3 separate regions of the Homo sapiens genome follow, and all the other regions are linked to region 3. Evidence: chromatin contacts called from ENCODE Hi-C or POLR2A ChIA-PET data. All regions are on one chromosome and are shown on one strand. Each heading gives the region's core, a stretch centred on a gene start or an enhancer-like site at or near the end of the contact. The rest is flanking DNA. Distances are from core to core; before and after follow the strand shown. Region 1 overlaps CASC20 (cancer susceptibility 20). Region 2 overlaps CASC20 (cancer susceptibility 20). Region 3 holds the start of CASC20 (cancer susceptibility 20).

The links. A loop is a pair of places that touch in the nucleus more often than their neighbours do. ChIA-PET counts read pairs that join two places held with the same protein, here RNA polymerase II (POLR2A).
Region 1: a map of astrocyte of the cerebellum shows a loop between it and region 3 (4-fold over the local background). The contact joins the enhancer-like site here to the promoter of CASC20 in region 3. A Hi-C loop is called at or near these places in 1 of 168 maps with a recorded cell type or tissue (astrocyte of the cerebellum). POLR2A ChIA-PET finds 5 or more read pairs at or near these places in 1 of 52 experiments (naive thymus-derived CD4-positive, alpha-beta T cell).
Region 2: a map of HepG2 shows a loop between it and region 3 (2.7-fold over the local background). The contact joins the enhancer-like site here to the promoter of CASC20 in region 3. A Hi-C loop is called at or near these places in 1 of 168 maps with a recorded cell type or tissue (HepG2). POLR2A ChIA-PET finds 5 or more read pairs at or near these places in 1 of 52 experiments (activated T-cell).

The regions. Positions count from the first base shown.
Region 1 is chr20:6,518,407-6,521,812 of GRCh38, reverse strand. All of the region lies in intron 3 of CASC20 (cancer susceptibility 20), which reads right to left. Among named protein-coding and RNA genes, the nearest start is that of CASC20, 93 kb to the right of the region's middle. RefSeq lists a silencer at 1,937-2,231. Within about 2 kb of position 2,117, at least 3 of the 41 ENCODE cell types and tissues checked have a DNase peak (open chromatin) inside an H3K27ac peak, as active enhancers do.
Region 2 is chr20:6,490,928-6,494,056 of GRCh38, reverse strand. The region is part of intron 3 of CASC20 (cancer susceptibility 20); the gene reads right to left. Among named protein-coding and RNA genes, the nearest start is that of CASC20, 66 kb to the right of the region's middle. Within about 2 kb of position 1,381, at least 2 of the 41 ENCODE cell types and tissues checked have a DNase peak (open chromatin) inside an H3K27ac peak, as active enhancers do.
Region 3 is chr20:6,425,260-6,428,371 of GRCh38, reverse strand. CASC20 (cancer susceptibility 20) reads right to left here and starts at 1,640. Exons shown (of 4, transcript NR_109953.1): 1 at 1,562-1,640.

The DNA.
Region 1 (3,406 bases), core at 868-3,367, 93 kb before region 3:
GTCATTTGTGACACAGATAGACCTGGGGGATGTTATGTGAAATAATGTAATCCAGGCACAGAAAGATAAATACTGCATGATTCTCACTTATAGGTGGAATCTAAGAAAAGTTGATATCATAGAGTCAGAGAACAGAATGACTGGTGATTACCAGGGGCTAGAGGATGGGGGCATTGGGGAGATATTGGTAATATCAGTTAGAATGAGTAAGTTCCAGAGGTCTATTGTATATCCTGATGATTATAGTTAATAATAATATATTGTATATTTGAAAATTGCTAAGAGGGATTTTTGTGTTCTCAATGCATAAAAATGATATGTGAAGTAATGTATATATTAATTGGCTTGATTTAGTGATACCACAATGTATACATATATCAAAACGTTATGTTGTCCACCATAAATATATACAATTTTTGTCAATCAAAAATAAATAAACACAATTTTAAAAAGTAAAATAGAACTACCATATTAGCCAACAATCCCACTTCTGGGTATATATATCTGAAGGAAATAAAATCACTATCTCAAAGAGATATCTGCATGCTCACGTTTGTTGCAGCATTATTCATAGTAGCCAAAATATGGAAATAAAGTATCTGAATACAGAAGAATGGGTAAAGAAAATGTGATATATATATACACAATGGAATACTATGCAGCCTTTTAAGAAAAGGAAATACTGTCATTTGCAACAACATAGGTAAAATTGGAGGACATCATGCTAAGTGAAATAATCCAGACACAGAAAGACAAATATTGCATGACCTCACTAATGGTAGAACCTTTAAAAAAATCAAACTCAAAGTAACAGAGAGTAGAACAGTGTTTAGCAGGAGACTGGGGATGGGGAGAAAAGGGAGATGTTAGTCAAAGGGTACAAACCTTCAGTTATAACATGAATAAGTTCTGGATTTCTGGAGACCCAATCTACAGAATGGTGACTGTAGTTAATAACAAATATATCATATGCCTGAAATTTGCTGAGAGAGTAGATCTCAAGTGTTCTTACCACAAAAAAGAAAATAGTAACTAAGTGAGCCGATGGATATGTTAGCTTGATTGTGATAATCATTTTACACACTTTCCTCCTGCTGTTGTAGAATTTTCTCTTTGTCTTTGACTTTAGTAAGGTTCTACATTACTACAGACTTTACCATTAATCTGGTGTGGGTTCCTCTACTTGGGACTAGACACATTTTACAATGTGTGAATACATCGAAACATAACATTGTACACCTTACATATATACAATTTTTCATTGTCATTCTTCCCCCAGTAAACTTGGGGTTGAGAGAAAGTTCAACAAACTCCCCCAAAGTCACTGAGGCAATATGAGGTGAGCTCAGATTCTTACTTAAGTCTGAGTCCAGGGAGTCTTTCTGTTAATCAGTATGTGATACTGCCATAAGTAATATGTAAACTTTTTTCGACTCATTGTTTTAATACTATCATCAATTAAACCTAAATAGTCCCTTCTTCTCAAAAATCTCCAAATACCCCCAGAAGGATCATGCTATTAATTTTACAATGTCAGTCCAAGGGTTACCATCTTTGACTTATGAATGGTAATGCTGAGGTTTTGAGACAGAGAGAGCTTAAATTGCCCTGATCAGACTCCATCTGAATCAAACCTCATGTTTTCTGCTTTCCGTTTCTGTCCTCTTCACTGGAACACTGAACGCACAGTGTTTATATATTACATGTTTAATGGAGACATTATACATATAATGTTATGAAGAACAAAATACTGATGTGGTAAAAGTACACTCAGTATACTAACTTTGAAAAAAATATGATATCTACGCCATCTATAAAGTGTTTCCCACCATGAAACCTCACTCCTTTAGAAAACCAAATTCTTGTAATGGAAAAAATGATTCAATTAAAATAAGAACATTGTCCAGGAGAAAATAAATCTGGGATCAATAGATTGAGGTTTTCCTACACTATTTCAAAGATCCCTGGTTATTACCAAATGTTTCAGTAGCAACAGAGGTTAGATAAACAAAGGATAGTAGTGTACCTTACTCTCAAAATAATCTGAACAATTATGACTCAGAAAAGAGTCATACTGCAGACTTGAAGAAATAAGCACAATGTGCTCTTGTGGCTGAGAAGGCTACAGAATCCTAAACAGCATGAAAAAGACTATTGGAAACGGAGCAGAAAACTTTATCCACCCCCTCTATGGAAACATGGTTTACCCACACCTGGAGCCATGTGTATCATTTGGTCATTATAGCTCAAGAAAACCAAGAACTGGAATGGAGACAACCAGAGAAGAGCTATTAAACTGAACAAGGGGCTTCTTTATGAGAACAGACTAAGAAACAGAACTCTTCGGTTTGAAAAGACAAAGTAAAAGAATAAAAGAATATAGCAAAGAGTCTAAAATCTTAAAGTGTGTGGCTAACAAGAATACAGACTTTACCATCAACATTTTAAAAAGTTAAATCTAGGAGTAATAGAGAAAAATTCTCCTTGGTTAATAAGCATATCAAGTTTATTATCCCAAGAGATACTATAGGTCACAAAAATAAGTAATTTAAAAATATTACTTTATTGATAATGCCAAGAGTTCAGTCAGGAGACCAAGAAGCAACTAATGTTTGGAGAGCAGCTTTATGATGGGATACCAAGTAGACTAGAGATTGATCGCCTGTGCTTTTAGGCTTCTAAAATTTACATGAAAGGCAACCATGAAATTGCTTCCACAAGACATTCTTTCTTACTATTGCTGAAAACAGAACACTATACTCTTAGTAGAAAATTAAGTCAACTAAAATTAAATTAACAAACCCTAAGACATTGTTAAGATTCTTCCAAGGAGTTAAGTCCCTCCATAATACCAGTAAGATCTGTCTTCTAGCTAAATTCAGTTAGCTCTGGATGCTCCTTTTCCAACTGCCACTCACAGTGATATGAATGGAGCCCAGAAATCCTTCCTCGTAGTATAAAGATTTGTGAGCAATTATCTGAAAAAGCCATCTGATTAATTGATCGTGTTGGAAATATCTGTAATTCCCAGCGATGTCTCCTCCTTTCTGCGCATGTTCCCCTCACTCTACCTCTCATCTCTTGATGGATGTGTGAGGACTGTAACAAGTATAGCCAGAGCCTTTCCATAGCATTATAAAAGTTATCCCCAAAGAAGGATCATACAAGAGGCTGAGTAAATGACATTCTTCATGGGCTAACTATCCAAGTATCAGTATGTCTGGGATTTACGGGCTAATTCTTCTTTTCACAGCACAGATAGAGGTAGGAGGAAGAATCTTGAGAATCTTGAATTCTATAACCAGCTTATATTTGGCTTCCTCTGTCACCTGAAATGTTAGTATGCCAGATATTTGGTGGATTGAATTAAGAAAGCTTAGAAATGAAGCCAGCCAGAATGTGTAAG
Region 2 (3,129 bases), core at 132-2,631, 66 kb before region 3:
TATCTCCTTTCTGGTTATCATTCTTTCAATCAAGTGGACAACTATTTATGAAGAAGGGCATTCAATCATCATCTAATTTTGCTAACCATTATTTCTGAGATTGCTGGAAAATAAATAACCCAATGAGGTGTTTACTTCTAGTCAAATAATGTATGTAATCTAAACGTTTTAAATCTATTACTTCTTATATCTGGATTAAATTTACATTAACAACTTTTTAAAAATACTATCAAACTGTTAAGCAGTATCTACTAAAGCTAAACATATCTGCCCACCATACAGCATATATGCTTCTGAAAGTCTTGGGCATATTCACCAGAAATGATAGTATATATACACAAAAGACTTGTATAAAAATTTTCACTGGGGATGCAAACTGGAAACAATCTGATGCTCGTCAACAGTAGAATGGATAAACTGTAGTATAGTCACACGACAAAATATTACACAACCATGAAAAAGAATGGAACAACATGGATGGATCTCATAGACATAACTTTGAGTGAAAGAAGCCAGACCCAAAGGAATAAATTCTGTATTATTCCATTTATGTGAATTTCAAGAACAGGCAAAATTTATCAGTGGGAATAGAAATTAAAATAGTGTTTCTTGGGGGTAGGTATTGACAGAGAAGGGGCAGCAGGGAGTCTTTCAGCTGCTAGAAATGGTCCATATCTTAATCTGGATGATGGTTACATGGGTGCATGTATTATAAAAATTCATCAAGCTATAGACTATAAATAGGTGCACTAGGTATATTAATAACACCTTTAAAAAAACAGAAAAGAAAATTTCACCTAGAATTAGGGAAAAAAACAAATATTTAAAAGGCCAGTGTTCATAGCTTGCCAAGTTTAATTTGTCAAGCCTTATTAGGTTTCACCATACCATGATATTAAGACAAATAGATAGAACTAGTTGACGAAGGGTTAAGCTTCCTCATGAGACTTTGTGTATGGTAAAGCTTTCAGTTACTTATAGACCTAGTCTAGGAGTGTACAAAGACACATATCAACAAAGACAAGCCATTCTGATGCACTGTCTCAATATCCATCAGTGTTATATACCATGTCAACTTGCCTACAAACTGACAAGATAGCGTTAATGCCGCAGTAAGGGAAACAGAAACAAAGGCAGGGCTGATGCTGCCTTACAATGAGGGCCTATTCTCTCCCTTGCACCTGAGAACACCAGTGAACTTTGTCATTGTTCAGCAGCAGAAACCTTGCAGTTTCTCTCAGCCTTAGCTCTTCATCACATGACCACATTATTTCCTTACGAGGTAACCCTGCCCTGTGTCCCTTGACAACGGAATCCTCCAAACCCATAAACTGTGTCATCAAGATTGACCAACCAGAGTTCATCGTTCCTCACCACCCTCCTTCATCCTGAGCTGTTTGCTCTTATTGTTCATTTGAGAAAAAAAAATTAAAAAGAATGAAAGGAAAGGAAAGACAGCAATCCAAGTCCAGTCACAGGCAGCACAAAAGATTCATTTGTGAAGGGCAAAGATTAACAAGGCTAATAGCTCTAGGGGTTTGGGGAAAGTCTGTCTGATTCAGAGAATCAACAGGGAAAAGTTGAGTATAGACAAATTGCTTGCTCCAGAGGGAATACTATGTGGGAGGGGATGGAAATAACTCCATTCCGGGAGCCTGTTTTACTTTCTGTGGTGTTGTGCCAACAGATGCAAGGACAGCCTCGGTGGCAGAATAATATGCCTGTGATAAAAGCCACTGTCTCCTTTGTCCAGACACTGAATGTTTAGCTTTCGGTTTAGAACCATAGACAGTGAAACCTCAATTTATTGGACTCTTTAATCATTAAGTCTTTATCAAATTGTATTTCATGCTGTACTTTCATCTAAATTGGGAGAACATAGTCTTCTCCAGAAGTTACACAGACATTTTCTTCAGCTACAACTTGAGTCCTAGAGTTACATGAGGATTTTTATTGTCTTCAAAAGGTGACCTTGAGACATCACAAAATCCTCAATGAAACTCTCTAGATTAATGCTTTGGAGAAATGCTTAACAGCTAGGGTTAAAACAAAAAGGGTTTGCTGGTTAATGTTCAGTTTATTTTGATACTCCCATTGATCCAGCCCTCTAGACAATATAGAGGAGATGGTTATTGTTACTTTTAAGAGTTGTTATTGTGTTTAAAATACCAAATGAGCCAAACTGCATGGAGATAAAAGTAAACAACACATGAAATGAGAATATGGCCAACTTTTTTATTCAGACTAATGAGATTTAGGGAGAAAAGCCTCCATAGGTCCCTCCCCTCCCCTCTCTTTTCTTTTCTTTCTTTTTTTTTCTTAAGACAGTGTCTTACTCTTTTAACCCAGGCTGGAGTGTAGTGGTGCTATCAGACCTCACTGCAGTCCCAAACTCCTGAGCTCAAGTCATCCTCCCACCTCATCTTCCCAAGTAGCTAGGATCACAGGCATGTGCCACAGTGCTTGCTAATATATATTTTTTCATTTGTTTGTAGTGATGGGGTCTCATTAGGTTGCCCATGCTGGTCTCAAATTTCTGGTCTCAAGCGATCCTCCAGCCTCAGCCTCCCAAAGCACTGGGATTACAAGCATGAGCCACCATGCCTAGCCTAACTCTTTTCATTATATTCTTCCACATGAACTCTTTTCATAGATAAGCAAGAATGTCTTTCCTGGCATAGTTAAACAATACACAGTACATTTTTCTAACCAAGGAAGGGGGAAATATTTTATCTTTGCTGATCCCATTTAGAGTTACTGTTTCGCTCTCTATAAAAGTAATTTTCAAACTTTGATGTGAGTTAGAATAACCAGAAGTGCTTATTAAACACATAGACCCAATATTTTGAATCAGCAGCTCTGAAGTGAGTCTTGCAAATTGCACTTCTGTGAAACGTTCCAGGTACTTGTGATGCAGTAGGCCCACAGATTGGACTTTGAGACTCCATAACTGCTGACCACATTCCAACAGTGCTGAACTACTAATATGTGTTGGTCCTAATGTCGTTGACAGTTCAAACATTCAGACAGAAGTTTGAAAAATGCAAGACATATAAACCCTGCCCCATTCTTTCTAACACTAAACTAAGCAATGCTGCAGTGCACAAATAGAAACATGCTCACCTGGTC
Region 3 (3,112 bases), core at 391-2,890:
GTGGTTCAAAAAATTTTGCAAAGAAGAGAGCCTTGAGGATGAGGAGCATAGTGGCCAGCCATCAGAAGTTAACAAGGACCAATTGAGAGCAACAATCAAAGCTGATCCTTTTACAACTACATGAGAAGCTGCCGAAGAACTCAACATCACCCATTCCGTGGTCATTCGGCATTTGAAGCAAATTGGAAAGGTGAAAAAGCTTGATAAGTGGGTGCCTCATGAGCTAAGCGAAAATAAAAAATAAAAAAAAGTCATTTTGAAGTGTCATCTTCTCTCACTCTATGCAACAACAATGAACCATTTCTTTTTTTTTTTTTTTTTTTTTGAGAGAGAGTCTCGCTCTGTTGCCCAGGCTGGAGTGCAGTGGCATGCTCTCGGCTCACTGCAAACTCTGCTTCTTTGGTTCAAGAAATTCTCCTGCCTCAGCCTCCCGATTAGCTGGGATTACAGGTGCCCACCACCACGCCCGGCTAATTTTCATATTTTTAGTAGAGACAGGGTTTCACCATGTTGGCCAGGCTGGTCTCGAACTCCTGACCTCAGGTGATCCACCCGCCTTGGCCTCCCAAAGTGCTGGGATTACAGGCGTGAGCCACCGCACCTGGCCTCATTAGCCATTTCTTAGTAGGAATTGTAACATGTGATGAAAAGTGGATTTTATAGGACGACCCGCAACAACCAGCTCAGTGGTTGGATCTAGAAGAAGCTCCAAAGCACTTCCCAAAGCCAAACTCACACTAAAAAAAGGTCATGGCCACTATTTGATGGTCTGCTGCCAGTCTGACCCACTACAGCTTTCTGAATCCTGGTGAAACCACTACATCTGAGAAGTTATGCTCAGCAAATTAATGAGATGCAACGAAAACTGCAAGGCCTGCAGCTGGCATTGATCAACAGGAAGGGCTCAGTTCTTCACAACAATGCCCGACTGCACATTGCACAACAAATGCTTCAAAAGTTGAACGAATTGGGCTACAAAGTTTTGCCTCATCCACCATATTCACCTGACCTTTTGCCAACCAACTACCAGTTCTTCAAGCATCTCAGCAACTTTTTGCAGGGAAAACGCGTCCACAACCAGCAAAATGCAGAAAATGCTTTCCAAGTGTTCATCAAATCCCAAAGCACAGATTTTTATGCTATAGGAATAAACAAACGTATTTATCATTGGCAAAAATATGTTGATTGTAATGGTTCCTATTTTGATTAATAAAGATGTGTTTGAGTCTGGTTATAGTGATTTAAAATTCACAGTCCAAAACCACGATTACTTTTGCACCAACTTGGCCTTAACTCAGAACTGTCAACTATTGTCTCCTTACTTCTCTCTGTGTGTCTCTTTTTTTTCATATATGCCATGACACCTACAGGCCAGGCTCTTTTAAGCTCTTGTTTGGATGATTTACAATTGATATTACTTCTAGACACTCCCCTGCCAGTCCATTCTATAATCAGCTGTCAATTAAATAGGACCTTATTGCATCACTTTCCTGCTCAAGTAACTTTCTAAGATACTTATTAGCCAGCATTTAAGACTCTTGACATTATGTTCTCAGCTTACCTTCCTAATAATCCTAATAATATTCCCCCCACTCCCAACTTCTGCAGGCAGATTCACGTACTCACTGTCTCCCAAGCACACCAAGGCCATTTCAGCCTCAGCACATTTGGTCTCACCACTTCCCCCACTGATTGTTCCTTTTCTTCCTCTACAACTTCCTCAAATGTCTCTAACTCTCATTGCCTCTTCTTTTTAATAACTTTTGAAAATGTGCTTATTTATATTGTTCTTTTGGGTCTGAATCATATACTCTTCCTGTCATCCCTTATATTATCATCATCATAAATATTAGTATTATAATAAATGGGTTTTTTTTGCTTACATAGCAATATGTTAACATACCCTTTTCTTTCCTGACATAAAATAAGCTCTTAAGAGTAGATATGTTGTATTACTTCCTTTAGCACCTCACAGAATTTAGGACAACATAATACTACAGAGACAGAGAGAAAGAGAGAGAGGGAGAAGGGGAGGGAGAGAGAGGGAGGATGGGGAGAGAGAGACAGAGGGAAAGAGAAAGGGAGACAAGAGAGAGAAGAAGAAAGAGAAGGGGAGAGGAAAAGTGGAAGAAGAGGCAGAGAGAAAAAGAAGGGAGTGGGAGAGGAGGAGGAAGGGAGCGAGTCAGGGAGAGAGGGAGAAAGGGAGGAAAGAGGAGAGAGAGAGAAGGGGGAAAGACTGGAGATGGCGGTGGAGAAAAAAGAGGGGAGAGAGGAAGGGAGGGGGGAGAGGAAAAGAGAGGAGAGAGAGAAAGAGGGGTGTGTGTGTGTGTATATATATACACACATAGATATATACACATGTGTACATACATATATTTAAGGAGTATATATACACATTATAAGTGTACGTATTATGTATACATATATGAGTGCCTGTGTGTGCACATAAATCCACATTTAATGAATGAGCAAATGAAAAAGTCTGCTTCATTCTCACAGGTTTGCCTTGACTTCTTAGCATGTGTCTTTAATTTTTCTGGTAAACATTCAGGATATCACATAGGAAAATCACATATCATGCCAGAAACCACTTAACAATGTGGGCTCAAAACCGCCATGCCAAGGCAATTACTTCCTTCAAAATGTCATCTTTGGTCTCTTCCTTTTTATTCTTGCTACTTTATTCACAGAACTACCACTCTCTCCTCATTTAAAAAAATGTAATCTTAAAATCCAAGCCCTGTGGTCTGAAGCCTATTTTATAAGAAATCTCTTTCTTTTGGCAATCAGATATTGAGAAACAGTACAAAAATGAATGAGAGACTATATCAGTATTCAACTATACATATATGGTAAAAAAGAAAAACTGAAGCTCTGTGTTCACTCAATTCAAACAGAAGCTTTTACTTTAACATACTGTGCAGCTTAAAGAAAGAGATGACATCAAAACATATGAAATCATGTTAGGGTCATGCTTGGGCATCAATTAATGCCTTCTGTCACAATGTTGACATACTTCTAAACTTTTCATTCTTAAGTCCTTTGGAGAAAAAACACTACTGTCAATTCTCAAGCATTTATATTTAAAAAAAAAACAAAATTTGAATAACCC